Regions from separate parts of the Mus musculus genome. Here region 2 is linked to region 1. Evidence: chromatin loops called from intact Hi-C (ENCODE). Cell type or tissue: gastrocnemius. All regions are shown on one strand. Each heading gives the region's core, and the rest is flanking DNA. Links, peaks and the distances in the headings are about the cores only.

Region 1 (9,394 bases), core at 735-8,734:
AGCTCTATCCACTCTTTGGCCGTGGGTGTCCTTATCTGTCTGAGTCAACTATTGGGTGGAGCCCAGCATGCCCCTGTCTGCAAGCATAACAGAGTATCATTAATAATATCAGGGGTTGGTGCTTGCCCATGGAATGGGTCTCAGGTTTGGCTGGTTGATCATTCCCTCAGCTCTGCTCCATCCCTCATGCCTGCATTTCTTGTAGGCAGAATAAATTTCGAGTTGAAAGTTTTCTGAGTAACTTGGTGTCTCTATCGCTCCACTGGGGTTCTGCCTGTAAACAGGAGGTGGCCTCTTCAGGTTCCATATCCCCGGTGTAGTGAGTCACAGCTAAGATCACCCCCATTAATTCTTGAGTGCCTCCCTTATCCCAGGTTCTGGAGATGCCCCCTACCTCCCCACCCCTGTCAGTTGCATATTTCCATTCATTCTCCTGGCCATTATTTATCTGTATGTGCTTGGCTGCTCAGTGAAGCTAGAAGGTGTCATTTTTAATTTGTCCTTTATTCGGTGCCACAAATCTGGTGCATCATGCAGTCTCAATTGTGAGGCAGACTTGGTAAAGTTCTCAGAACTCATTAGAGAAAAGCACTTTTTTGTTTTGCTGGGAATTGAACTCAGAACCTCTGAGCCATCTCTCCAACCCCCCAATCAATCTTTTGAAGAAAACTGCAAATAGAGCTCTGAGATGGTGTATGATTCTGCTTGTTAGTTGTTGTTTTGTTTTGTTTGTTTGTTTGGGGGGGGTTGTTTTCGAGACAGGGTTTCTCTGTGTAGCCCTGGCTGTCCTGGAACTCACTCTGTAGACCAGGCTGGCCTTGAACTCAGAAATCCACCTGCCTCTGCCTCCCAAGTGCTGGGTTTAAAGGCGTGCTCCACCACTGCCCGGCTGAGAAAAGCACTTTTGAGAAAAATAATATAACCCATGGAAGGAGTTCCATCAAAGTGGTCCTGCTGATGTCTGCACCTGTTCTCCACCCTCCTGTCTCTCCTCCCCTCTCTCCCCCTGAGCTCCTGTGTTTATTTGTGAACAACTGACAACTGCTGAGGATAAAGGAAGGGAGCATAAACTGAAAGAGTTGTTGGCAGCAGCCTCTATGTTGGAAAAATGCAGCAGTTTTATGAGGAAGATGAGTAATTCCTTCAGTCTTGATGGGAGGCTTAGAACATTTGATACTACACCTCTTCCGCATTTGTGACTCTTCATACTGATAAGTTAATAAGAAAAATCCCACACAGCTATTTCTACACTGTTTGCAAAGTCAAGCTCCTGTCTTCCTAAAGTGTAGAACAGAAGTGTGCCTTCATCTGGAGGCTCACTCACTGCTGTTTTGTTTGTTTTCTTTTGGGGGTGTAACTTGGTTGTTGTTTGAGACAATGTATTGTTGTCAAACCCAGGTGGGTTCAGACTTACAACAACAGTCCTGCCTCAGTCTTCCCAGTGTTAAGATGATAGCCATAAGCCCCCACAGCCAGCTTCAGCCATTGTCCTAACTGCTGATAGTTGTCAAAGCAGAAGTCTAGACTGACTTTTTGGGCACAGACTTGAGTGGAAACCTTCTCTTGATAAGTTGTCTTTGCTGCTGTGGACATTCAACTGGGATTGGTCAGCAGATGCTTAAACATCTGGTCAACTGTGCCCTTTGGGGTGGAGCACTGTTTTATAGACAACCCATCAAGATTGATTGGCCTTCTAACTGAATTAGCCAGATGTGTGGGCATTGTGTGCCCTTTCCTCAGCCTCCTCCAATGTTGTTAGATGGAAGCAGACATGTGATTAGCATGTTTGAAGATGCTGTGGTCTTAGTTCATGAACAAAAGCTGCTGCCTCCTGCAGACTGTGGCTCTGCCCCAGACGTCAGCAGTATAATTACAACTGCTGAATTTAGCCTAGACCTGAGCTTGGCTTCCTCAGTCTCAGCTGTCCTTGGCAAGAGGGGGAGGGAAGGGGAGGGGACTCAAGGCTCTTGTGTAGTCTGCTCTGAGCTCTGCTGTATCCAGAACCTGCTGACACCTTTAGAGGAAGTATGCTGGATTATGGGGAGGAGGAGGAATAGGGCTACTCTGAAACCCACAACTTCAGAAAACTTGCCCCAAATAAAAGAATGAGCTGGGCTTCTGGCCCCTGGTGCCATTGTGTGCTAGTGAAAGCTTTATCTGCATGTACAGAGAGAGCCTCACAGGTTTGCCGTGAGCAGAGTCTGAGGCAGGCTGCTTTCCTTTGCCTTGGCTGACTCCATATGTGCCATGGGTTTGGCCGCTCATTTCTTTGGTTGTGCACCTCCTTTCCTGACCACACTGGCCTATATATTTTTCTCAGCACAGACCAGACATTTTCATGTTGCCAGGAGCTCTGCTGTGTTAGTATTCTGTAAACAACTCATATCTGGTGAGTCCAAACCTGCCCTCCTCCTATTGTCCTCCACACTCCATGTTTGGATGGCATTGTCACCATCCACCAGCTTCAACAGGAAGGCTCTGTAAGGAAGTCTAATGCCTACTACTTCAGTGCTTAACAAGCCCTGTCTGTCTGAGAATTTCCTTTCAGGGCCATCTCTCCACTGTCACCCCCTCCCCCTAGTTCAGACTTTATAACAAGAGCACTATAGCAGCCGTATTGTTGGCCTCCCTTCTTTAGGATCTCCTTCAACCCAGGCTCTGCCCTGCAAAACTGTTTGCTCCCATGCTCTAAAACCTTCAGGGCAACTCAGATGCCTCACCCAGCATCCTTGCACTCTGCAATTCACCATGAGTGTTCTGCCACACTATCTCTAAGAGAAGATGCAGGGATGGTGGTTTGCTTTGAGCCTGGAGCTAGTACCTGCTGGGCCCTAGGAGGCTGCCTGGGAACCAGGAGCTGTCTGCAGGGCCTTGGAACCACTCATGTTCTAGCAGTCTTTCATCTCTATACCTCCTCATTCACTTTTCCCTACTTCTCCTGCTATCCAGATCTGCTTGTCCTTCAAGAGGCAGCTCCTTACATTGTCTCTCGGGTTTTCCCTGGTATGCTTACATGAAGAAATCCATTCCGCACCCTCTGTAAGCTTAAAATGTTCAATAGTTTTAGTGGCAGGTGGTGGTGCATACCTTTAACTTTAGTGCTAGTGCTCTGGAGGCAGAGGCAGGAAGATCTCTGAGTTTGAGGCCTTACTGTCATGTGACAGGGAAGTATGTAGAGCAGACCTTGAGTCTAGTGTACAGAATGAATTCAAGGACAGCCAGGGCGATACAGAGAAACCCTGTCTCAAAAAATAAAAGTACTGGTTTTAAAGATTATATTTGAAAACCAAATCCCCATACACCTCCTCCTTGCACCCCTCCTCTTGGCTCCTCCGATCCTGCTGCCACCCGTAGCACTGGCCAGGTTACTAACCAAGGAAGACCACCCTGTCCCCTGTCTGCCTGCTGTGAAAGTAATATAGCCAGGGGACACTCACCCCAAACCCACACATATTCACAGGGGCACTTGTGTAGGTCAGGTTGCTTTGTAATGGCAATTAAGGAAACCTAACAGCAGCTGTCACTCACTGAAGTCTCACTGCATGCCAAGGCTTTCATCTCTTCTAATACCTAGCTAACTCTAAAAGGTTGAGCCATCATCTACATTTCCCGCGTGTGTAAGAAGGGCACCAGACCACTCGGGAGCTTGCACCAGGTCCATCCTCATAAGTAGCAGGATCATTGTATTATATTTTGATTAAGTTCTCATGAGCCAAATTCCACAGTCAACAGCCCCAGAGTTTCTACGGGGTAAAGTGAGTACCAGAATGTTGGTTGGCTGATGGGTTGGTTGAATGGATCAGTGTTCTTCACTTTGAACTTGCCTTCAGGGTTAAGAGAAACTTGGCTGAGTGTCTGTAGCTTATGCCAAGAAGTATGGATTTTGTCTCATCTCCTAATGCCCAGCTGTACACAGACCTGTTCCCTCCTACTCAGTAACAAACTGCCTGGGACTCTTTCCTGGCTCATATTTACAAGAGAATGTGATAAATTCCGTATTGATCCCTTCTGTTCCACTGTAAATTTTGCAAAAGATGATTAAATAGAGCAATAGAGTCTGCAGGCATTGTGGCTCAATATGTTGTGGACTGGTGTATCGACCTCCTCCATCCAAAGGCAGCCTGCGCCTATCCCTGCTGCCCCAGACCAGTAATTAAAATCCTGTGAGACTGGGATTTAAAATCCAATCATATCCCTGAATCAAGCCTTCTAGCCTCCCCGTGTGACGAGTGCAATAAGGTAACGGCAGGAGCATGTTTATGTCTGTGCTGAAGCAGTCCCCATAGGGTGGGTAAGAAATGGAGAGGTGGGGAGCCCTGCTGGCTAAATCACTTCACCCTGACACCACGGCAACTTGTAAGACAAGCTGCAGGTACACAAACAAGTCCCAGCCAAAGACCACAGCTCAAACTCTAAGAGTAAAACATCAGGCACAAAATTCACCAATCTGGTTTCACTGTATGCTCCTAGTCCCACAGACAAGATGGTTAGTTTCCGTGGGTGATTTGGTCCTGATTAAGCTACTTGGGGAATCTAGCAGCCAGATGTGTGTGAATTTGCAACAGAACTCTTCAACTTAATCTGAACTGAAGCTAGACTTCCTTGTACTGAGTCCTGCAATCAAGGCACAGGCTACTGTAGAAGATAGGGTGCCCACTCTCCACCTTGCAGGATCAGGAGCTCCTTAGGAGCAGAAACATCATCTTACTCACTTCTGTGTCCCTCATACCTACCTAGCACAGTGACAGACATAAAAAGGACTCTCAGAAAGTGCCTTAGAGTGAATGAGTGAATCGTTAATGTTAGTTAGTATTGAAAAGTAGGACCTGGCTGGAGAGGTGGATCAGTACCTGCTGCTCTTGCAGAGAGAAAGACAGGGTTTGAATTCCAACACCCACATGGTGGCTCACAACCATCTGTAACTCCACTTCCAAGAGATCTGACAACCTCTTCTGACCTACATAGGCACCAGGAAAACATGTGGTACATAGACATACATGCAAACAAAATACCCATCTACATAAAATAAAAATCTAAACAAAATAGTAAACTATGACATATCAGTGTACACCTAGCAAGTAGCTGTCCATTCAGGGCATGAGCACTTCTGGTGCTATGGAATTTAGCTAGGCCATATTCTATTCTTCATACTTTCTGATGCGTAGCAGGTCAGCCATGGAATGTAGCCAAGGGTCTTATTATTAGCCTCCCATTTCTGCACTATAGCAAGCATGGTCTCTGAACTCTTTTTTTTTTCCTCCAGATCAAACCACCAAGCAGTTCTTTGAGCCATTTTTCTCCTGTGGCTTCTAAAGCCTTTTCTACACCAGTTGTACTTCCCAGAACAGTCTCTGTGTCTTGTCTCTCTTCCAAAACCTATGACTCCTCGTTTATACTTTACCTCTTTAGTGTCAGTCTTCTGTCGGAAGTATTTGGTACCCTTCCCACCCTAATTACATCTGCAGATTTAGTGAGTTAGCCCAGCCCCGTGATGTCCATAGCAGAAATAAACATGCTGAACACGACTAAACCTGCTTACTGTCACTGGAGACTTTTCTGCTCTGTCTTTTACCCCACCCCCCTTGGGTCTGGGTGCCAATTAGTCCCTGACTGACATTCTATATGTTACTGGCATCCAGCCCACACTCCATTGTGACCACAAGCTTTTCCAGAGACATCCCATCAAATGTCTGATGAAGTCACCCTTTGCCCTAACTACCTGACTGAGCTCACAGGTAATCCCGATGCAGATGAGACCCATCAGATGCCCAGCTGTCACCGCCTCTTTCTAGAGGTTCACAAAGCTCTCTCCTGATAGGTTTGCTTCTGCAAATGAAGCACCCTGTGGAAAGTTTACGATCAGACGATTGCTTTTATCACTCAGAAAAGGAAATGACTCAAAGACTATTTATTTTACTACATTTATTTATTTGCAGTGTGTATGTATGCACATTTGCACACATATATACACATGCCACAACATATTTATGGAGGACAGAGGACAACTTGTGGGAATTAGTTCTCTCCTTCATCATATGAGTCCCTGGGCTCAAACGCTAATAAGCAAGCTTGGTGGCAGGTTCCTTAACCTGCTGAACCCGAGGGCTGAGTTTGCCTTCTGTTCCTCTCAGCTGGGACTGTAGTTTCTCTTCTCCCAGACCAGTGGTGCATAGGGAAGGGGACCAGTTCGTCTCCTCATCCTCTGCCCAATGTTATCAGTTTCTCTCTCATCTGTCGATCTCCTGCTGCTTCCACTGTGTGCCAGTCTTTGGCCTGTTTGTTAAATGGGACTTAATGGAGTTTCTGATGGAGGCCATGAGGAAAGTCTCCCAAACTCCAGAAGACAGTGGAGCCCCTCTGGCTGGCCATGATGCAGGGCAGCGAGGAGAGGTTCTGGGTGATGTCAAGGAAGTTGAGTTATTGTGGTTCACCATTTCCCTAGCCCAGAACAGGAACCCTGAATGGGAAGAAAGGAAATGCTGGGCCATACCAGCATTTCTACAGAAATGTCTGTCCCCAACTCACGTTGAGAAACTCAGCTCTCTTGCTGGGGCCTGAAGCATCTCAGCACATTGGAAGGGAAGGGAAAAAAGATGTCTTTCTGTCTTTGAGTCATCAGGCCTTTGGTGACACTTTTAAAATTTTCAAACATTTATGAAAGAGATTTGAATCCCTATTTTAAATCTTAGCTTCCCTGTTTGCCTCCCATATGACCAGAGGCAAATTATTTCAACTCTGAGCCTGTTTTCTCTTCAAATCATGAATTATTCAGGCACAATACGAGACTGTGTGCCCAGCAAATGTTAGCCCCTGCTCTCACTCTTCCAGAAGACCAGACTGTCTGTAAAGTGGGAGGAAACAATACCTCTTCTGCTTTCTTCACTGAATTGCTAAGGATTAAACCCATGTGTAGCCAGTAGAAAATGCAATATGGAGCACATGCCTTATAAGCTACTCTTGACTAAAGGGTGTGTGTGTGTGTATGTATGTATGTGTGTGTGTGTGTATATATATGTATATATGTGTGTGTGTGTGTGTGTGTGTGTGTGTGTATATACATATATGCCTACCTATAAGAGTTTGCATTGTGTGTGCGCGTTGCAGTGGTCATCGTGTGGTGAATAGGGGGCACTCCAGATGAGGCCTCAGGAGATGGAACTCTCTTGTTCCCCTCACTGTTCCTCCTTTGTCACTCTCAAGTCTCAAAATCCTGCCTCTGTCTGGCCTCAGGAGTTAAGGAGACTGGCTGTGACAAATGATATGTAGCAGGCCACAGGAGAGCAAGAGCCCAGAAAGTAGATTCCTGGCCACTGGCCTTGAAGAATGTAGGACCTTGGTAATCAGGAAGAGCAGGAACAAGGCTCTGGGCTGAAGGAACTGTTCAGATACCATGTCAGAGAGTGGCAGGGAAGGCACATAACTGTCTCACCATCTTTCTGAAAGCTTCCTTGATAGAGAGCTCACTACCAGAAATTCTAGTCTACATGGGCACCCCTAGTCATAGAGGACATCTCTAATCGTCACCAAAACCGCTCACTGAAGATAGTAATGAGACTGCCAACATTGTGAAAGTCAGGACGAAAGGAGCCAGGGGCAGAGGTAAATGTGAAAAGGAAGAGTAGATAAGAAAGCTTTTACAGAGATCACAGTCATGTTTTGTTCAACTGAATTCAAACTTTCTGTCTTACTCAGTCCTCATAAAATCCATAGCAGTTGGCAGTAGTACAGCAGCCACCAGCAGACGTAGCAACCAGCCACAGATGATACTCCTGCTCCAGCTAGTGGGGGGAAGTGCTTCTCCTCTTCTCACTTCTGTGAAGATGGGTCAAGACCAGCCAAGAGTCTAGGGGCTCTTGCTTACATGAACAAGGGCATGATCACACACTTGCCATCAGAAAGGCTCCTCCAGCAGACCGAACAGCTCTCTTCAGTCAGCATCAAAATATAGCTCCTGAGAAGACAGGTTTTCCTGGCAAGTAAGTGCATCTGTGCTGGGCCCTCTCCTGGTGTTAGCAAAGTGGAGGCAGTGTGTAACGATAGCCTTCAGTGGGGGGGATCCTTGCAGGAAGACAGGCTGAAGGCTATGGGAGCACAGATGGTGGTACCCACCTTTTGCTGAGTACTAGCCCATCCTAAAACAGCCTTTGGGAGGGCAGTCAGGAAACCTTTCTGGAAAAGATGACAGATTCAGACTTAGAAGATGGAGTCAGTGGAGCCAGGGGACTCCCTATTCCAGATGCAGGAGAGGGAAATTCTTGGGAATTGGAAGAGCTCATATGAGGGTCTTTCCCATTCAGAGCATGTGTGATTATGTTAAATCAAAGGTGGATTCTAGAGCAAAGAAGAGCTACTCCCTAGGCACCAGTGAACCAGGCCTCTCTCACCAACACCCCTTTCACTATCTTCACCTGGGTGAAGAGATCTCAGCCAGCCACAGCTGTACCAACCAGCACCAGCACCATGCATGACCAACCACCCCTACCCTACTTTCTGGGCCCGATTCCTATTGACAGATCCCCCAGAATCTGAAGGAATTCAAGACAAATGGTTAAGAGGATGGAGTTAATAAAATTTGAAAAATTGAGGCCTGTCACTCCACTAAACTTTTTTCAATACCACTGACAGAAACATATTTCCCCAATGAGTGACCTTCCACAGCTGTAGCGGGCAGGCGCAGCCGCGCTGCCAGGAAGCTGGGCTGCTATTTATCAAATATTATAAGCTGGGACAACTAATCTGGAGCAGGAGAGGAAGGAGGGGTCCTGCACCATACTGCCTAGGGTGCTCCAGGTGTTTGCCCCAGCCCCAGACAGCCAGTGGGAGGTGACGGATGGCCTGCGATTAGCGCTCCCACCTCCTCCCAGCCCTCTCACTTGCTCCCAGAGGCCTGACCCTGTAGACCAGCTGCTTGGCCTGGAGGGGCCCTGGGTGGGAGGCAAGGGGAGGTCAGGCCAGGGCACGGGCCATCCTGATGCTCCCGGAGAGGGCAGCCGGGTGAGGCCCAGCATGGTTATTTATTGGAGTGTAATGGTTTGTGGCCGTTGGTCGTGAAGGTGAAATCGATCAGTGGTAGAAGTCAGGTTCTATCAATTATTAGAGCAATTAGTCAAGTCAGAGGGAGGGTATGAGGCTGGGGGAGTAATATTGGATGGACATTATCCAGGTGCCCCCGCCTCAGCCTTCCTAAAGTGGGGGCACATGTGCTGCCCTGAGGCTCGAGAACCTTGGAGAACCCGACTGGTTTCTCCTGGTGAGTAGCCTGACCCAAGAGTCTTCTGGACTGGAGCCAAGGCCTAGCACTGTAAAGGGAGCCCCTGTGCTGGCTGGCCCAGGTGCAGAGATGTCCCACCTGTCCCCACCCCATGCTTTATAAGAAGTGACATGACTCCTGCTA
Region 2 (9,394 bases), core at 666-8,665, 58 kb before region 1:
CTTAGCTGTTTGCCAAGTATGCATTTGTTCAACGGCTGCCTTGGAGGTCTGGATCAGTACCCGCTCAGCCCTGCAGTCATCAGTCCTCAGGAAGAGCTCACACGGTGCTGATGAGTGGAGGAAGTGGTACCTCGAGGCTGAAAGGGAGACACAGGAACTGGCCTTACAATGCAAAACATGCCAATAACATGAAGGTCACAGAAAGGTTGAAGAACTCTTGCAGGTGAAGTGAAGACACACAGTGTTTGATCTTTATATTGATTCTGTCTTACGTCTGGATCACAATACTGTGAAAACTGTTAGGATAACGGGAGACATTTGACCATAGGCAGAATGTGAGGTAGATGCTCAGCCTGTGCTATCAGTGGGTCAGGATCCTCCATGCTCAGGCCTTTTATATATTATGTCCTAGTATTTCCAGAAAGCCTACATATATATCCTTGTGCACTTAAATCATCTCTGGGTTGCTGTACTCTGTTTTGTTTTTTAGAAATAATGACAACAAAAATGTCTGTTATGTTCAATATAGATGCAGGGGATTTTTAGTTTCTGAGTTTCTTTCTATTTTTGATCTGCACTTGGTTGAATCTTTGCCACATTGAGACTTTGGCCATTATGACTGGTGGTTCTGTAGAAGTCCGTCCTTGTACTAGGAAATACATGCCACAGTATTTGGAGATAAGGGGCATAATGTCTGTAATTAATTCTCACATGGGCAAGTAAAATGTATTAGAAATAGGAACCAAATTAATCAGAGTTTAAAGTAGGTCCAAGTCAAGGACCTGTGAAGGTTTTTTGGTGCTAATTTTGTAACTGGTTTCTAAGTTTAACAGTTTAAAAATAGCAATCGCACATTAATACATAACAGGTGTCTGCAAAGAATAGGACAAAGAGTGGCCACCCAGCATTGAGCTTTAGTTAGACCAGCGAATGTCATTTTGGTTGCAGATAAATTCTTCACCATTTGCCTTTAACATTTGAACAGATAGTGTAGTAGCAGCTACCATTGCAGAACATCCTGCACCCTCACACCTCCCGTGGTCATATGGCCACTCTTGTTAGGAGGCTCTGACAGGCCAAGGAGGTAAGATGAGAGAGGCTCTAAAAAGACCTGTCCACAGCACACAGCCAGGCAGAGGCAGAGGTAGAGGTAGAGTCAGGCTCCTATCTGGTTCCGTCCTTTCCCAGAGAGGCTTGGTGAAGCAGCTCATCTGTGTGTTTAAAGATTGGGCTGTTGATTCTGCAGGGCAGTCATTACCTTCCAAAACACTGAAACTAACTAGTAGGAAAGGCTCAGGATGAAGTGTGCAGATTCACTCATCTGAGTTGTGGGTGCTTTGCATATACCAGTCTCCATTCTCTCATTATTCACTTGCTTTCCTGAGGTTGCCAGGTGTAAGAGTGAAAACAAAGGCACCTGGAGGGCTTCCTTGAGGAGAGGGTCTGAGCTGAGCCTAAGAGGCTGGTGCTCAATTTAAATAGGCAATGCAGAAGAGGCCAAAGGGGCTCTGTGCCTGTGCAGTCAGAAATAATGTAGACCTTTACCTTGAAATCTGTAGGCCCAGACTGGGGTCTAAGAACAAACAGCCTTTGCTGTCCTCTCCGTACCCCCCTGTCCCTGGCTAGCTGAGAGATAAGGCACAGATGGAGGCTGCCTGGGGATTCTAGCCCTAGGCGCCTTGTCTCTGCTCAGACAGAGGGCCTGGTGCTGTTATTACTGTAAACAGGGCCTTCTGGGCGGCTCCAACCAGGGTCCTGTTGCCCAGATAGTGATCATGATTGGGTCTGCATGGCTCAGTGCTTCCAGGCCTCTGATGCAGGTGGGACAGAGCTCCCCACTCTTCAGCCCCTCCCTGGTTGCAGCTGAGGGCCAGTTCCTGCAAAAGATCCGGAAATCAGTTGGAACAATGCTTGATTGAAGTTCGCTGGCCGCTTTGTATTGATTGGTCATAAAGAAAAAGGAAGAAAAGTGAGGTGGTGTCTTCTTTCTTTCCCTGAGAAGAGCTAGTCCTAAATGACTTAAATGTGCATCTGCCTGCCTAGGACTTCTTCCTTCCTGCAAGCACCCAAGCCGAAGGAATTACCCTTTTAGATGTCTTACTGGGTCAGGTCTGCTGGGAATCTATTTCTCAGTTTTTATTTTGGTGCTATATGTATTTTTTTTTAATAATTTAGGCTTATTTATCTTTATTATGTGATTGTTTTGCCTGTGTGTGTGTGTGTGTGTGTGTGTGTGTGTTTCTTCTGGAGGTCAGAAGAAGATACTGAATTCCCTAGAACTGGAGTTAACAGGTAGTTGGAAGTCACTACATAGATTCTGGGAACCAAACCCAGGTCCTCTGCGAGAATAACTTAACAGCTGAGCAGTCTCTCCAGCTCTAGATGCTACACACATTTAAAATGATAATGTTTTAGAAGTAATAGGGACTGCAGAGAAAAATAAGGCCCACAGAGGTAGATTTATCCTGAGCAATACATCAAGTACCTGACAGCTGTGGTTAGAACCCATGACCATCAGCCCTCCAGACCATGTCCCCACTCCTGAGTCTGAGATGCCTCGAACATACTTATACACAGGAGCCTAAGTACTTTGAAAAAGACTGCTGCCGCAGGTTTTCCACCACAAGACAGAGCAGTATTGGTGGCAGATTGGTGTTTGCAGGTGCTATAGAGAGACTCAACCCTGAGAACTCCCATGTGCCAACTGCCAGGGCAGGAATGGGGTGGGAGGTGGGGCAGATGAAAACAGTTCATTTCTGGAGGGTACTGGTGACTGAGGAAGTTAGACAAAGCAGCCAAATGTTAACTGTTTTAATACAGATTAGCACGGGGGACTGGGAAGGAAACAGACCATTTTAGGGAAACCTTAGAGGATGAAACTTGAAAATGATTAAGAAAAAATGAGCAATGCTGTGGTCACTGTTGTGAAAACAACAATAGAACTTGCAACTGCAAGGAAGTGCTCAGAGCAGAGAGTGAGGTCAGCCTGCTGCCCTCCGGCTCTCACCAGAAGAGCGACGTCTCCTCTTGGCCTTTGGCCTGCTGGCCTCTCACATCCCTGGTTACTAGAGAAGACTTTTTTTCCTTCTTTGCTCTTAGGCTCTGCTACTGACTGTCTTCCCTTACCGGGGGTAAGCAGTTTATTTTTTTGTTTGTCTGTTTGTTTGTTTGATTGCTTATCGAGACAGGATTTCTCAATGTAGCCCTTGCTTGTCCTAGAACTGGCTCTGAGACCAGGCTGGCCTTGAACTCAGAGATCTGCCTGCCCCTATCTCTAAAGTGCTGAGATTAAAGGCTTGAGCCACCACTGCCCACCCAGTGGCAGTTTATTTTCTATCCACAGATATGTTCGGGTAATTGCTATATTTTTTATGCCATCCTGATTTACTCAGGACATCAGGTGTAGTGGCAAGGAGCCCTTATCACTGAGCCATTTCCCCCAGCCCTCTCCCATCACTAGTGTAAATGGCCAATGATACTAATGGCATAAGCATCGCTGTTTTCATAGTGCTTTAGTATATACCAAGTGTCTTAACTGGCTTGATTTATTTGACTTATTATCTCTTGACACCCCTATGTATGATATACATATACAGTAAGGCGGGGAGAGGGGCGAGCTCTGGAAGACAAGGTTCTGTTACATAGCTCTGGTTGACCTTGATTCATGGTGATCCTCCTGCCCCAGCCTACTGAGTGCTGGCATGCACCACCATACATAACCAGGTCCTGTCCTTTCACTAACAGAAACAGTGAGCAGGAGCTGTTGTGGGAGGGAACAGAGAAAAGCCAAGTTATACATTTATCCATGGGCCACCCCTCAGTAAATGGCTGGCAGTGAATGTGTTTGAACTGAGGTTTTTTCTGCCTTGTATACCCTGGGAGTTGTGCAGAAGCTGGGACTCAACTCTAGCTGTGTGCTGTGTTCTCCTGTCTGCTACCCTGAGCCATCCCCAGTTAGTATCACCCACCAGTGCCCCGCCAAGCAGAAGAGTTAGTTCATTAGAGAGAGCTGGCCACAAGTCTGAGCCCAGGAAAGCCTGCGGTGCCCACCCCCTCTCCCCAGTGCAGCGCAGGCTGCTCGGCCCTGACTGGCAGCCTGCATTAAGCATTCTACTCATCATCTCAGGGATGATGGAATCCTAACCTTTTCGGAGACACCGTGCTCTGTCACAAGCATTGCTCTTTTTAAAAGAGATTAATTCACTTGCCGCATTTTGTCCATTGGTGAAAATCACCAGGGGGAGCAAGGGTGGCTTTCTCTGGCCTCTGAGGCCCTTTCAACTACTCTCAGCAGGCAGTCCCCGCCCCACCCCATACCCAGCCCGCTCAGGACTTTGAAATGAGTGCCTGCTGGGCATTTACTTGACAAAAAGCAGCAAAATGAACTAGGGAGATGTGGGTTGTGAAGTCCTAACTTTGGGGGATGCTCTGCTCTGAGGGAAAGCAGAGGAGACACAGTGCCCTCCCCACCCCAACTCAGCACCTCAAGTGGATAACTTGTGGTTGGGTTTGCTGTGGTGCTAGTGAACTTCTCTGGTTCTTCCTCACGTTACAGAGAGCCCCACAGGTATGCTATGTCTCTCAATCCCCACAACCACCTTGCATGAGAGAGGTTAGCATCCTCTCCTTCACAGCAAGTGACCACAGAGCCTGGATCCTTGCTGTCTTCCATTACACCCTGGCCCCAAGAGGCTGCAGAGAGTAATTGTCAGTCACGAGCTGGGCTTGAGGCTGGTCTCCTCCTGTGACTGGCCCCAGGTTGCAGAGCCCTGCCCTGATATGTACGTGTGGATATGGAAATGGCAGAGTGCAGTCCTCACTGACCTCAGTGAAGCTCACTGAGGGGTGTGACTGCTTAGGGTGCTGGGATAGTAAGTGCAGAGCTTTGCTTTGCGCTAGACTAGACACAGGGCTTCTGACTTCCCAGACAAGGTTTTAGTGTATATTTCAGGCTGGTCTTGAACTTGCAGCAATTCTAATGCCTCAGCCTCCCAGTGAAAGATATGTACTACAATGCTGAACTGGCCTTACAAGAGTTTTCTTTTGTTTTTTCTTAAAACTAACAAAAAAAAGAGTCTTTGCAGAAAAAACAAACCCATATATGTAAGTAGTTCAAATTTTTCATTATCACAAGTTAAAAACAGCAGTATATCCTTTGTACTCCTTAGATTTGTAATCCCAACATCCAGGAGGCTAATACAGGAGGTTCATGAGTCAAGGCCAGCTTGGGATGCTTAGTAAGTTCAAGGCTGATATAGGCAACATAGTAAACTTTGTTTCAAAACAAAAATAAAAAGTCTTGTATTGCAAAGTGTCTCAAGACAAGGCATGCACAGAGGACCCCTTTCTTGCTGGTATAAAGGTCAATAGAACAAGATTATCCTAAGGATACTGGCCCTGTTGTTCACACCACATACACGCATGCATGCCTGTGATCCACACAACTTCCATTCCCAAGGAAATGGTTTCATAGGTCCCAAGGAACATGGAGAGGATGTCCTTTGAGCATTGTTTTTGGTGGCTAGCTGGGTATCCCTGGGAGAGGATAGGGGAAAATGTGATGGATTGTTCTGGTCCCCTCTTCTCATGGCCATGGATAATAAAGAAGGTAAGAAACCTGGGTATAAATTTTCTGTGGGGAAATAAAATCTGCTTTTGCACAAACTCTGTGGTATCATAGAAGCATTTGGTTCTGAAGTAGATGTATCTGAAGTACAACAGTAGATGAAGTTCTGGTCCTTTCTGTGATTCTGAAGGAAGCTTAGATAGATAGGATAGAAGTCCAGATAGGATAGAAGATCAGGACAAGATGGAGAAAATCCTTTGCCCTTTCCTCATTGGACATCTGCCTAGTGGTTGGACCATGTTTTGTGGAATTGCATGCATGCATGTTTAGACAAGGTCTTGCTACATTTCAGGCTGTCCTAGAATTCATTGTGTGGTCTGCCTGACTCATGGGACTCATCCTGCCTGGACCTGAGGATTATAGGATGGAGCCACCATGTCTGGCTGAATTGAATTCTTGACTTAGTCCTCTATTTCTGACACTGTGGTCTTTGATATCCTGCTGTCCTAAGTCCTCCTTTTAGAGTAGATGCCATGTCTTGCCCACATATAGAATCTAGCACAGGACCATGCCATTGGCTGACTGAAATCAATTTCTGTCTTTTCCTTGTGTTATATGAAGAGAGGTACTGACTGGAGGTAGACTGGTAAGATGAGGTGAGGAGGGACCATTTGTAGAATGGTTATCAACCTGCTGTGTAACCCCTTCACAAGTCATTTTTCCTTGTTACACCTGTCTCCTCGTCCATTAAAAGAGATTACTATCTGCTCCTTAAGCTTATGAAGAGTAAATCAACTCAGGAACTTGAAGTTCCAAGAGGGCAGTCCATAAGTAAGACATAGCTTTGTTCAACCTGTCTTTGTCTGCCTTGTGTTATATGGACCGGGACCCAGGATTCAGATTTACAGTGATGAGCTTTTAGACCTTGGATTTGTTGGTTTGCTTGACAATCACTGACCTCCTGTGTACTAAGCACCTGGCATATAGGTCCCAATAGTTCTGTGTGGGCTCGAGTGGGAACCTAACTTAGCATTTCTTAAGTTCTTTCCTACTTTCTTTGGGTTGAAAGATTTGTATTTTCCTAACAGCCATGATAAAATAAATACAGTTGAGTAATGTTCCTTTTGTAAACAAGGAACTATGTAGACAAGACTAAATCTGTCAGGTCTTTTAAGGGAGTGGATATAGGCACCAGGTTTGTATCACATAGCCTGAGAGCAGAACTTTAGGCAGCAAAGGGACTGAGAGGTTCTTGGACCAGGGAAATAGGAATGTCATAGTAACACTATTAAGATAAGAAGGCAAAGTTCTTTTTAGATGACTTGGGAGGGTGACAGTAGAGATCTGGGAAGGAGAAGGAGAAGGGCAAGGGAAGTCTCAGGTGAAGGGAGTGATCAGTGGCTGTGATTGGAGATTAGTACTCAAAGGTCTCTGTTTCCAGAATTGTCTAGCTTCCATATTTGTGTTTATCTGCTGAGGTAAGTCCTCACTATGTTGTCCAGCCTGGCCTTGCACTTAACTCTGTGCCCTGTATTTTTTTTTCTAGTGCATTCTATAATATATTCCTGTCCATTGTAAGCCACACACTGAAAATATCTTCTGTCTCTTGTCAGGCTGTTATCAGAAGGTGCAGATGTCAATGCAAGACACAAACTTGGCTGGACAGCACTGATGGTGGCATCCATCAGCCACAATGAGAGGTAAGACTCGCCTTCTATCCAGAGCCGTCCAAGGTGGTGGGCCTGAATAGTGGCTGTAGAGAGCCACATGTGGTTTCAGATCCCAGCAGTACTTACTGATCACTAGCTTTGTGACCTCAGGCAAGTCATTGGTGTTACCACAGTAGCCACTTGTTTAAGAGCAGATCATAAATGGTTACATGTGCATGTGTGAGTTTTTATCATCTTGAGATGCCTTTGGTCACTGCCCCATTGAGGGTTCTAGTGGCTTTTTATTTGAAGGGTCTGGAGGCTTCGTTCCTCCTACCTATTGGTAGCTGTGATGTTTTCCCACCTACTATTTCTTTCATTCGAGGTTGTAGCTATTGTGTAAAGTTGAAAAGCAGGGACTGGAGAGAGAGCTCGGTCACTAAGGTGCACGAGGACCTGAGTTGGGATCCCTAGCACCGTGTACAAGCCAAGTGCATCTGTAGCCCCAGCACTGAGAGGGTTGTGGGAACAGAGGCAAGTGAATCCCAGGACTCTGCAGCCAGCTGATCAGTCAGTGAGTTCCAGGTTCCATGAGGGCCATGTGTAAAACATAAGGTGAATTAGGCTAGGCATGGTGGCATGGGTCTTTAATCCCAGCAGTCAGGAGGGCAGAGGCTGGTAGATCTCCTGAGTTTATAGTTAGCCTGGTCTACATAGCTAGTTCTAGGCCAACTAGGGTTATATAATGAGACCCTGTCTCAAAACTTTAATAAATAAATAAATCATTGGACCTCACATTTGCCCCTAGTGCTGCCCCTCCTCCAGGGATGAGCACATGGTCAGGCACACACAACACACACCAGAAGTAGCATAGGTCAATTTCAGAGCCACTCCCCAAAATCTATGTTGTTACTCTAATTTTGAAGAAACAGAAGCACAGAGAGAAAACAGTGGTTTACCTGAAGTTAGGTAGTTAGGTTAACCCAGCATCCGTGGTGTGCATTCTGTTCTGTATGTCAGTACTTCCGCCTAGTGCTCCAGCCCAGGCTGTTCTGGTTTCTGCCCCAAGGTCTTTAGAAGTCTGATGGATCCAAGTATATAGTCATTGTATGATAGAAATTATACAACAAAAAGATGTTTTTAGACTTTTTCATGTAGTACTGGGAATTGAACCTAGGGCTTCAGGCATGCAAGACAAGCCAGTGAGACACGCCAGCTTTAAAGGGGTGCTTTCAGAGAACTACTGGACCCTTCAGTAGAAGCTACTCAAATTGATAGTTGGAGGAACCAATTTTAATTCTCCCATCAAGCAGGTCTTTAAAGCTCTTATCTGCTAGTTCTGGCCACTTTGGAAGAATCTGAAATGTGGAGGAAAGCCACCAAGCTGGAATTTTCAGGAGGCAATCTGCTTCAGATCACCTGAACCTGTAGCTCTCCTTGAGATAGGTCTCTCTTTGCTTTTATCATGAACTTGGTCCCAATGACTCTGTTTCCTTATTTGCCATCCTCAGCTCCAAGCCTTTATCTTTTAAAGGTAATAGATACATGCTGGTGATGTACTTCAGTGGTAGAGTGCTTGCTTGCCTGGCATGCTTGCGGCCCTGAATTCAGTCTGTAGCATTATACAACAAAAGGAAAAAGAAGGAACTATGTATACTTTGCTTTGGAGAGATCCAGTTTGTGATTCTTATCCTTCATTGAATTTCAGAACTCTGGGGGTACCTGATTCTCTCCATGAGAAGTTAATTTCCCAACATTCAGTAACTATGTATGCTAGTCTTTGAAGGCTCAGACCTCAGGGAGCTTATAACATATGTGGGAAAGAAGTACAAGTCAAGTCAACAGTAACGGAAAGAAAAGGCGTCTCCAGACACCCTGAGAAGGGTGGACAGGAAAGGAGAGAGAGAGAATGAGATGGGTCAGTCAGTGATTTGGTGCAGGGTGTGAGGCAGAGGAGTGAAGGGTCTGGAAGCAGACTGAGTTTCACTGTTTCTTATGAGTCAAGTAAGAATCTTGTCTGCTACAGGTAATATATAAGTGGGGGGTGGTTTCTCACTGGCAACCAGGATAGACCTCCGTGTACACAAAGACATGTTAACATACACATTGTTTGCCACCACTGGTTCTCCACTCACCTCCCCGTTGGCTTGCCCAGCTTGCATGTTTTTCCACATGTCGG

What was found. Hi-C counts contacts between places; a loop is a spot of excess contacts. Peaks named below come from ENCODE experiments on the same cell type or tissue, not always from the same donor. Only the 100,000 strongest peaks of a DNase experiment are listed, where the experiment ranks them.
Region 2: it touches region 1 in a loop (2.1-fold over the local background); 3 of 42 quality-filtered maps call a loop at or near these places.

The regions. Positions count from the first base shown.
Region 1 is chr7:101,737,877-101,747,270 of GRCm38, forward strand. All of the region lies in intron 5 of Clpb (ClpB caseinolytic peptidase B), which reads left to right. Among named protein-coding and RNA genes, the nearest start is that of Phox2a, 76 kb to the right of the region's middle. In gastrocnemius, for the core only: no CTCF peak of the experiment used is centred there; no DNase peak of the experiment used is centred there; H3K27ac peaks cover 1,167 bases.
Region 2 is chr7:101,680,109-101,689,502 of GRCm38, forward strand. Clpb (ClpB caseinolytic peptidase B) reads left to right here. Exons shown (of 16, transcript NM_009191.4): 3 at 7,180-7,266. Among named protein-coding and RNA genes, the nearest start is that of Clpb, 21 kb to the left of the region's middle. In gastrocnemius, for the core only: no CTCF peak of the experiment used is centred there; DNase peaks (open chromatin) are centred at 1,741 and 4,007; H3K27ac peaks cover 2,301 bases.